2 separate regions of the Homo sapiens genome follow, and region 1 is linked to region 2. A link is a contact called in ENCODE Hi-C data. All regions are on one chromosome and are shown on one strand. Each heading gives the region's core, a stretch centred on a gene start or an enhancer-like site at or near the end of the contact. The rest is flanking DNA. Distances are from core to core; before and after follow the strand shown.

What was found. A loop is a pair of places that touch in the nucleus more often than their neighbours do. Pooled maps may share reads with other maps.
Region 1: a map of heart left ventricle shows a loop between it and region 2 (15-fold over the local background). The contact joins the promoter of ADNP2 here to the promoter of ATP9B in region 2. A Hi-C loop is called at or near these places in 3 of 168 maps with a recorded cell type or tissue (CD8-positive, alpha-beta T cell, heart left ventricle and naive thymus-derived CD4-positive, alpha-beta T cell), 5 of 37 single-sample maps with no recorded cell type and 16 of 50 pooled maps.

What each region holds. Positions count from the first base shown.
Region 1 is chr18:80,107,319-80,111,605 of GRCh38, reverse strand. It overlaps ADNP2 (ADNP homeobox 2), which reads right to left and starts at 2,344. Exons shown (of 4, transcript NM_014913.4): 1 at 2,134-2,344. RefSeq lists silencers at 1,823-1,922, 2,123-2,282 and enhancers at 2,092-2,593, 3,420-3,921.
Region 2 is chr18:79,067,405-79,071,914 of GRCh38, reverse strand. ATP9B (ATPase phospholipid transporting 9B (putative)) reads right to left here and starts at 2,521. Exons shown (of 30, transcript NM_198531.5): 1 at 2,386-2,521. The coding sequence starts at 2,504.

The DNA of each region.
Region 1 (4,287 bases), core at 1,095-3,594, 1.0 Mb before region 2:
GACAGGGCAAAACTCCGTCTCAAAAAAAAAAAAAAAAAATGTCATTCAGGTAATACAGTAATAAACAATACTTTTTAAGCCACAGAACTTTTTTTTAGTTCCTGTGAAATCGCACAAAACGATGGTCACCAAAAAGGATTCTGGAGTTGTGTGCCCGGGTTTACATCAGCTCCACCATTTATGAGCTGTGTAATCTTCAGGAAATCACTTACTCTCTCCAGGCCTCAGCTGGCTCTTCTGTAAAACAGGGCGAGTATGACCTAATTCACAGAGTAGTTATGAGGATAAATGAGTTAATACATGCAAAACAGCACATAAGCACTGAGTTTGCTATTAATTAACTCCAAAAAACTAAATGAAATGTCCCAACTATTGGAATACAGGACTTTTTAAAAAGCAACTTTAAAAACACAGAATACTTGGATCATATATTCAGCAGATCTGGGTTCAAATCACTGGGAGATACCGGTTTCCACCTATGTAACACATTGCCCTAACAGGTCTAGGATAGCCAGAGGATGAAGGGCAGGGCAGAAACCAAGTTTGCAATATGCTATTGGTGAACTTATGAGGGCAATCATAAATTAACCAACAGCATATTGCAAACTTGGGTTCAAATTAAAAACGTGTCTCCCAAATCCCAGAATCTCTTCAGCTAAAAATCTTAGCATAGCTGTCATCTTCCCCCATAAACAGTGATCAACTCCTTTCAGACATGTCCTAACCCTCACTGTTCCTCCCCTCAACTAGAGGGCCGGTAGGACAACCTCTTGTCTCATCTTCACTCTTGTACTTCCTTTCTTAACACACATCTGTCACTTCATGTTTAAGGACGACGGGCTCAATGCTGTCTTCGCAGTGAAGTCCTAACTCCAACCGAAATTTAACCGAAATATTAATACACACTCATACATGGCCAACTCTCCAAGAACATCTTTAAATAAGTTACACATACATTACCGACTTCCAAATACAGCTGAACATGTACTTTACACAACTCTTTTTACATGTGGTCCTCTCTCCCACTAATGCTCCTCACCCCCAAAAATGGTACCCAGACTCCAAACCCCCTCTTTTGATAAAGGCTCTGCGTGGCAGATGCCCACAGTACTCTACAAACTGCTGCCCCACTTGCCAATCTGCATTGTCAGTTACCTGCTTACCAGTTTCTCCTCCCCCACCCCACTCCTCCACAGCCAGTATATTCCTCAAGATCCCAAGAGGCAGTGATTACCCGTGCAAATAGAGTAAGTTTTAAGCACGCAGGCAAGTCTTCTGTTCAAATAAACTACTTAAAATATCTAATTATTTCTCATTCTGCATCTGTACAGTATTTAAAAGGGCAGTTAAAATTAACATTCCAAAGTCAACTGTAGTAGAAATTTTGTAAACGGAATCTATTTCAATGCAACCAGCAACGGCAGATGAAAAGTAATGTTAAAGTCAACATCTGTATATCAATTATTGATATTCGCATCAAAAGCTCAACGATGAAGAAACAGGGCCCCGTTATCAGCTGTTCTTCAAACCTTTCTAGGGAAAAAAAAACCTGGGCAGATTTAGGTGTCACCGTCAGCTCCTGACCTACATCTGCCGTCACTCAAGGCTCCTCCAGAGAGAAGCTTCCAGGAGAACCCGGTCTCGGGGATGCGGCGGGCGGGCCAGCGGGCGGGGCGTTTCTGGAGTCCTTACAGGGGTCGCCACAGCTCCTTGCCCCCTCTCTTCTTCTCCATCCCCGTTCCCTCTCCCTCTACTCCTCGCTCCCTTCACCAGCCCCCCTCTCTCCCTCGGTCCCCGTCCTCGTCTTTCCCCTATTCCTACTCTCCCCTCAGGTCCCCATCCCCTTCTCCGCCCTCCCGGGGCGGCCCCCGCTCCCACGTGACCGGCGGCGGGCGGGGCGGGCCGCGGGCGCGTCGGGGGTCGACGGGCGCCGTTCGGGCCGCGAACCCGCGCCCTGAGAACGTCCCGGGATTCCCGAGGCGGCCACGGGCGGCGCGAGGGCAGGCGGCGGGCGTGGGTGTGGGCTGGGTACCGGCGGGGGCGGGGCTCGGAGGGGACCAGACTGGGGCGGGGGCCAGGACCGGGGCAGGGGGCGTCGCCGCGCGGGCCCGCGCCGGGCCGGGCCGTACCTACCGCTTGGCGCCCGAGGAGCACCGCGTCTCCGCTGCTGCCTCTCGCAGGGCTGCCGCGTCTTCCGCCGAGCGCAGCCGCGTCCCGTGGGGCCGCCTGCGCCCGCCCGCGCCTCCGCCCCGCGCGGCGGGACCCCCGCCTCAGCGCGCGCCCACCCCCAGCGCGACTGGTCCCCTCCTCCCGCGCAGCCAGAAAGAGAAAATGGCGCTCGATTGGCCTCAGGAAGTGACGTTGGCCCTCATTTGCATGTAGGCGCAGCCAGCCAATGAGAGCAGAGTGTGCTTGGGGGCCCCTGGCACTTCCCACAGGCCCCCCGGGGCCCCTGGCTAAAGATGGACTGGAGGCTCTGGGGTGGCAGTGGGGGGCCCCTGTTGGACCCCCTGACTCCCTTCTGTCCCAGGGAACTGCCCTGCCAGCTCCTTTCCACATCTGTGCAAACTCTCGTGAGAGTTTGAGTGGGCAATGACGTCACTAAAGGGGTGGGGAGAGTGTGTCATCAACCATGTGACTAATCACGTGGACTCACCACAGCTTTGACTTCATTTGCATGGAATGGGGTGGAGCTAGTGGCAGCTCCAGGAGTGGTGACCCCGCCCACATCTCAGAGCCAATGGGAGCCCAACTGTGATAATGCTGCCTTGCCATTGGAAGACAAAACTTTGGCTCCCAGAACTGGGACAAGTGTGCCATGATTGGCATATCCTGGTGAACCGACTAGCTGGGGTCTCCTGACTTCATCATTCCTGTGGGAAAGTGATCACACCTTCTCTTGAGAATTCTGATTTTTAGATCTACTACAAGTTGTGTGGGGAGAGGGTTAATTGCATACATTTGTATAAACTCTTAACCTAAAAGTTCATTTTTGCACAGGTGTTTATCAATTGTGTAGCAATAATAATTTATTCCACAAAATTAGTGGAAACATGGCGTAGGGCTTTCAAAATGGCTCTAGGTCTTCGTTCCGTGGAGTCCCCAGGCCTCTGGCGGACGCCCTCGTGCCCCAGAGCACGTGGGAGTAACCACGAGGGCAGCGCAGGCGCCTCCCCCAGTGCCCCTAACCTTAACCCTAATTCTGACCCTGCACCTGAACCTCACCTAGCACTAACCCTGACTCTGACCCTAACTCCCCTCCAGTGTTCCTTCCCCTGACCCTAACTCAGCCGCGCCCTCAGTGGCTGTTCCAGGCAGTTCCTTCTTGGCGAAGCCGTCTGCAGGACACGTGCCCCTTTCAGCACAAGGCCACGTCTCCTTCCAGAGCGCCGAGCCCCTGCAACCCGCCGCCAGCCTCCAGCCCTGAGGCCCACTCCAGCCACCGCGGGGCAGAGGCCGTGCCCAGGCTGGGCCTTCCGCCCACCGCCCTCTCCAGAGCCTCCTTGTCACCATCCGCTCGTCCATAATTTCAGCTTTTCCCTCTCAATGGGAGCCTTCTGCTCAGTTTAGCCCAGTGACTAAACACATAATAGGCACTAAATTAATGTCCATATTCGTTTTAAAACTGTGTTAAATGGTGGGCCGATATGACCTGACCAAAATTTGCTTTTTTCCTACATGAATACAAGTCATAATTGAAGTAGAGTTTGCCCTTTATGTTTGCTGACAAGTTAAGATTTTACTTTGAGTTACAGTGGTAAATGGGTGTGATGTCCCTATATATCTTCCTTGCAAAATTATGGGTGGGATGAAAAGTGTAGTTAAAGCCTGCAGTCTCCCATTGATCCTCTAGTGACCTCTCATTTTATCACATTTCTCAAAACAGCAGTCCCTGTGTCTGTCTCCTCAGCCCCCTGCACGCCTCTCGCCCCCACCCTCACCACTCTGCAGAAACGCCTTGGTCACCAGCGCCCTCCTAATTGCTGAGCCCAAAACAGATTTTAGGCCTCGTCTTTCTGTATCTATCTTCCATTTGTTACTACAGACCAATCCCCCTTTCCTACAGACCTCCCGCAACAAAGCCGCCCCACCACCACTACTCCTCAAACGGGCTCTTTAATCTCCAAACTCGGGAACTGTTTCCTAATCTACAGACCTCCCCCCACAAAGCCGCCCCCCCCCACACCCACTACTCCCCAGACGGGCTCTTTCATCTCCATATTCACGAACTGTTTCCTCATCTTCGCCTGCATCTCTTCCCGGCCCATCCTTGAACGCGGTGTTCTC
Region 2 (4,510 bases), core at 1,272-3,771:
CGAAAACCAAAAAAAAAAAAAAAAACAAAACCAAACATGAAATCCAAAGAAATCCATGATAAGACACATCATAATTAAACTTCTGAAAACTAAAGACAAAGTAAAAACTTGAAAGCAGCCAGAGAGAAATGACACATTATCTACAGGGGAACATCAATCTGAGTGACAGCAGCATCCTAATCAGAAACCATGGACACAAGAAGGAAGCAGCACAAGATTTTTCAAGTGCTAAGAAAAGAATGGCAGGCTAGCAGCCATGGCTCACGCCTTAATCCTAACACTCTGGGAGGATGACACAGGAGGATCACTTGAGACCAGTTGGGCAATATAGCAAGATGCTGTCTCTTCAAAAAAAATTTTTTTTAATTAGCCAGGCATGGTGGTATGTGCCTATAGTCCCAGCTACATGGGTGGATTGCCTGGGCCCAACAGATCAAAGCTGTAATGAGCTACGATCGCATCACTAACTCCAGCCAGGAGAACAGAGTGAGACCCTGTCTCAAAAAAAAAAAAAAGGAAGAACAATAGAAAAAGGGGAAATATGCGTATGTGGTATATGCAATACACTATCTTTATCATCATGAGTTTTATAAACCATATTTGATGACTGACACAAAAACTGTAACACCATCTGATACCCAGGACATGATACTTAAAGTGAGGACCTAAGTGAAAGAAGGGTTTCCACACTTGACTGGAAGTGGTGAAATACAGCAATACACCATGGTGATAAGTCACATTTGTATATTGTAATACCCAGAGCAAGCACTGTAAAAACTATACCAACACCTAATCTCAAACACACTATAGGGATACCAAAAAAGTGTCCAAGTAACCCAAAAAGTGGCAAAAAAAAAAAAAAAAAGAAACAGGAATCAGAATGAGAATCAGAAGAAACAGAACACAGATAATAAATGGCACACTTATATTCTAACATATCAGTAATTATCGTAAATGTAAATGGTGTAAATATGCCAATCAAAAGAGAATGGCATAGTTGATAAAAAATATAAGATCCAACAAGAAACTCACTTCAAATTCAACATAGGTAAGTTGAAAGCTAATACCATGCAAACATTAATCCAAAAAAAAGCATAAATGGCGACATCAATATCTAATAAAGATTTTAGAGCAAAGAAAATTACCAGAGACAGAGGAACATTAACAATGAAAGGAACAATCCACCGAGATGACAAAAAATCTTGAATGTGCGTGCACCACATGACAGTGCTTCAAAGTACATGAGGCAAAAATGGATTCAATCTGTGATGGAAACCTATTTTGAAACAGGTGGCACATTTCCAACTAAAGAACTCCTAAAATTAAACAGATTTACTAACACAATTACTGTTATAGGTAACACCAGAACCCACTTCCAACCAAGCACTGAAAAAAGGGCACCTTACACATGTTCTACTGTAATCTCCAATAATCCCGTAAGAAAAAATATTATCCAGCATTTTACAGATGAGGAAACCATGGCTTGAGTTTAAATAAGTTACCCGAGAGTAAATCGCTAGTGGGTAAACACTCAAATCAGCGTTATAACATTCCAGTATGTACTTTGAGCTATATGTTAGTCTCTCAAATGGCCGAAAACAAAAATTATTCAAAAACTCAAATTCTGAAGCAACTACATATTGAGTGAAATTATGTTTTCGACAATTCCTCTGGAATAAAACTTCAAAAACTATAAGAAGCAACACTTTTTAAAATTTTCTTTTCTTTGAATGAGAAATGTTAAATATGAGCTAAATGCAATCTCGAGTATGAAAGGTCTGTACACTAATTCTACTGCTAACCTGTGACCCCACTAAACAAGTTAACCGTTCTCAATACCCCATTTCCCTTTCGTAAAAGCAAAATTACTTGTCGACAAAAAGCACTTTGTATATATATGTTTAAACAAAAAGTGTGCCTAGCAAAGATATCGAAATGTCGAAGAGAAGTCATTTCAATAAGAAGTGTGTTTTTAACAAAGCAATTAAAAGTTACATCCGTCACCTTCACAATTCACAGGGCTACAAGAACAAGTTTCGGAGACTCTGAAGTATCCGAGAAGTTAGCACTTTTGATCCCCGTTTACTTTAGGAGAGCAGCCACCCCTCAACACTGGACCGCGGTTCTCTGCTCCCGTTCTGGCTCCTACGCTCGGCCCAGGCGTCCCGGGGATGCAGCCGCTCGCCCCGGCAGCTGCCCGCGGCCCTCACCACCGGCGGACGCCACAGCTGCGGCGCGCTCAGAACGCCAAGGACTCCCGGCTCCCAGCGAACAGATGGGGCGCGCCGGTAGCGACCCCAGACCCGCCCGGCTCCGGGTTCCTGCGGTGGGCTGGGGGCCCCGGGGAGCGTCGGCGGGGAACGGGGCCAGTGCCGCCTCGGTTACCTGCTGTGCCGGTCGGCTCCCGGCCTGGGCCCCGCGGCGCTGTAGTAGGCCGCGCGTTTGCGGTTGGCTGCGGCCGCCGCTGCGCTACGCACCGGGTAAAGCGGGATCTGGTCCGCCATGTTCCGACCGCCCCTTTCCCGCCCCTCCCACTTTCCCCTCAATTCGCCACCTTTTCCCCGCCCTCTCCCCTCAGCGCCAACCCCGGCTGAGGCGCCGCCTGCGGGCCTTCCCCGCCTCCGCCAAGCGGCGAGGTCCGATGACGTAACGAGCGGCGGCGCGGAAGGTGTGGCGTCCCTAGGCCCCGCCCTCGTTTGGCGTCGGCGCACGATGACGTGCCCAGGGTGGCAAAAGCGCGGCGCAGGAGGCAGTGGAGTCCGGGCAATGACGTCACGAGTGGCTAAAGCTGGGACGGGGGGCGTCGCGTTCCGAGGCCCCGCCCCCGCCTCGTGACGGGCCCGATGACGTCACCGATCGGCGGGGCGGGGCGCGCGTGCGCCACAGGCTGGCCTTCCGGTAGCGCGCGAGGGCCTGCACGTGGGTCGTGGTTCGACCCGGCGCGCTCTGGTCCGCGGGTGGAAGGGCCTCGCAGCCGTCTCCTGGAAGCTCTGCCGGGGACACGCGTGGGCGCGCGCGGCCTCCTTAGCGGTCCAGAGCCTGCGCTGCCAGTAGTACGCGCGCCCCATGGCTGTGTGGGGCCCCACGCGCCCTCCTCGCCGCGCGGCTTCTTGCTTCCGCCCCGCGCTTCTCCAGCCTGCCTTCGGTGCCCGCTTCCTGCCCGCGCCCTTGGAACCGCTGGTGTCTGTGCGTTCACAGGCAGGGTCGTGCTACGTGGCCCGGGCCCCCAAAGCGCCGCGACTGCAGGCGCGCCCACCGCGCCGGGCTGAATTTCCGAGATGTTCTTGTCCTGCTTCCTCACTGCTGCTTCCTTCTTTCTCTGGTTCTGGGTCTTTAGCTTGATTCCACATCCCCCACCTCTAGGCCCACAGCCTGCTGAAAAGTCCTATAGGCGACTGTCAGAAACGAGGTTTACACCCTCAGTCTACACAAGAAAGCAAAACGATATTGAATAAACGAATACACGGCTTTGGTTGGGTTTGTTTCATTTCCTGTCCCGAGGACAGCTCCCTTCCACCTCCATCACCCGCTGCAGCTGGAAGCCGGCAAGCTGATGCACCGCTCACCTCACGTATTAATGGTTTACTCACTTTGTGTTTTTTTAAACAATGTTTTTCTGATATTCCATTTTCATGACATATAAATTTTGTCTATGTGTTTGAAACACTGTTCAACATGAACTTATAAATGCTTTTCTTTTCTGTTTTTTGGAGATGGGGTCTCTGTTACCCAGGCTGGAGTGTAATGTTTTGATCACGGCTCACTACATCTTCCACCTCTCAAGGTTCAGGTGATCTTCCCCCATCTGCATGTATTACTTTTTCATTATAAAAAATGGTCTTTATGAATATGAATATTCTTAATTTGTTGCTGCCACTCTGATTGCCAGTTTGCTTCTCAGCTGCTTTTCATGTAACCTGAATACATGCCACTCCACAGACACTAACTACTTTCAAAAGACGCCAATGGCCTCCTAATTGACAATGGCCTCACCCATTATTTCTCTACCTCACTCTCAGCCGCTGACACTGTTCACACCATCTCTCACCCACATTCAACAACTGATATTGATAACACCATCTCATTCTCACAGCACTGGCACTGTAACACCATCTCCTCACCCTCACTCAGTACCTGACAGTGATAACGCCGTCTCCTCACCCTCACTCAACTACTGACAGTGACAACAGCATCTTCTCACCCTCACTCAACTACTGACAGTGACAACACCATCTGACCCTCAGTCAACACCTGACAGTGACAACATCTTCTGACCCTCACTCAGCAACTGAAAGTGACAACAACATTTCTTCACCCTCACTCAACAACTGACAATGACAACACCTTCTCCTGACCCTCAACTACTGACAGGGACAACACCGTCTTCTCACCCTCACTCAATAACTGACAGCAACAACACCATCTCCTGACCCTCACTCAACTACTGACAGTAACACCATCATCTCCTGACCCTCACTCAACATCTGACAGTGACAGACCATCTCCTCTC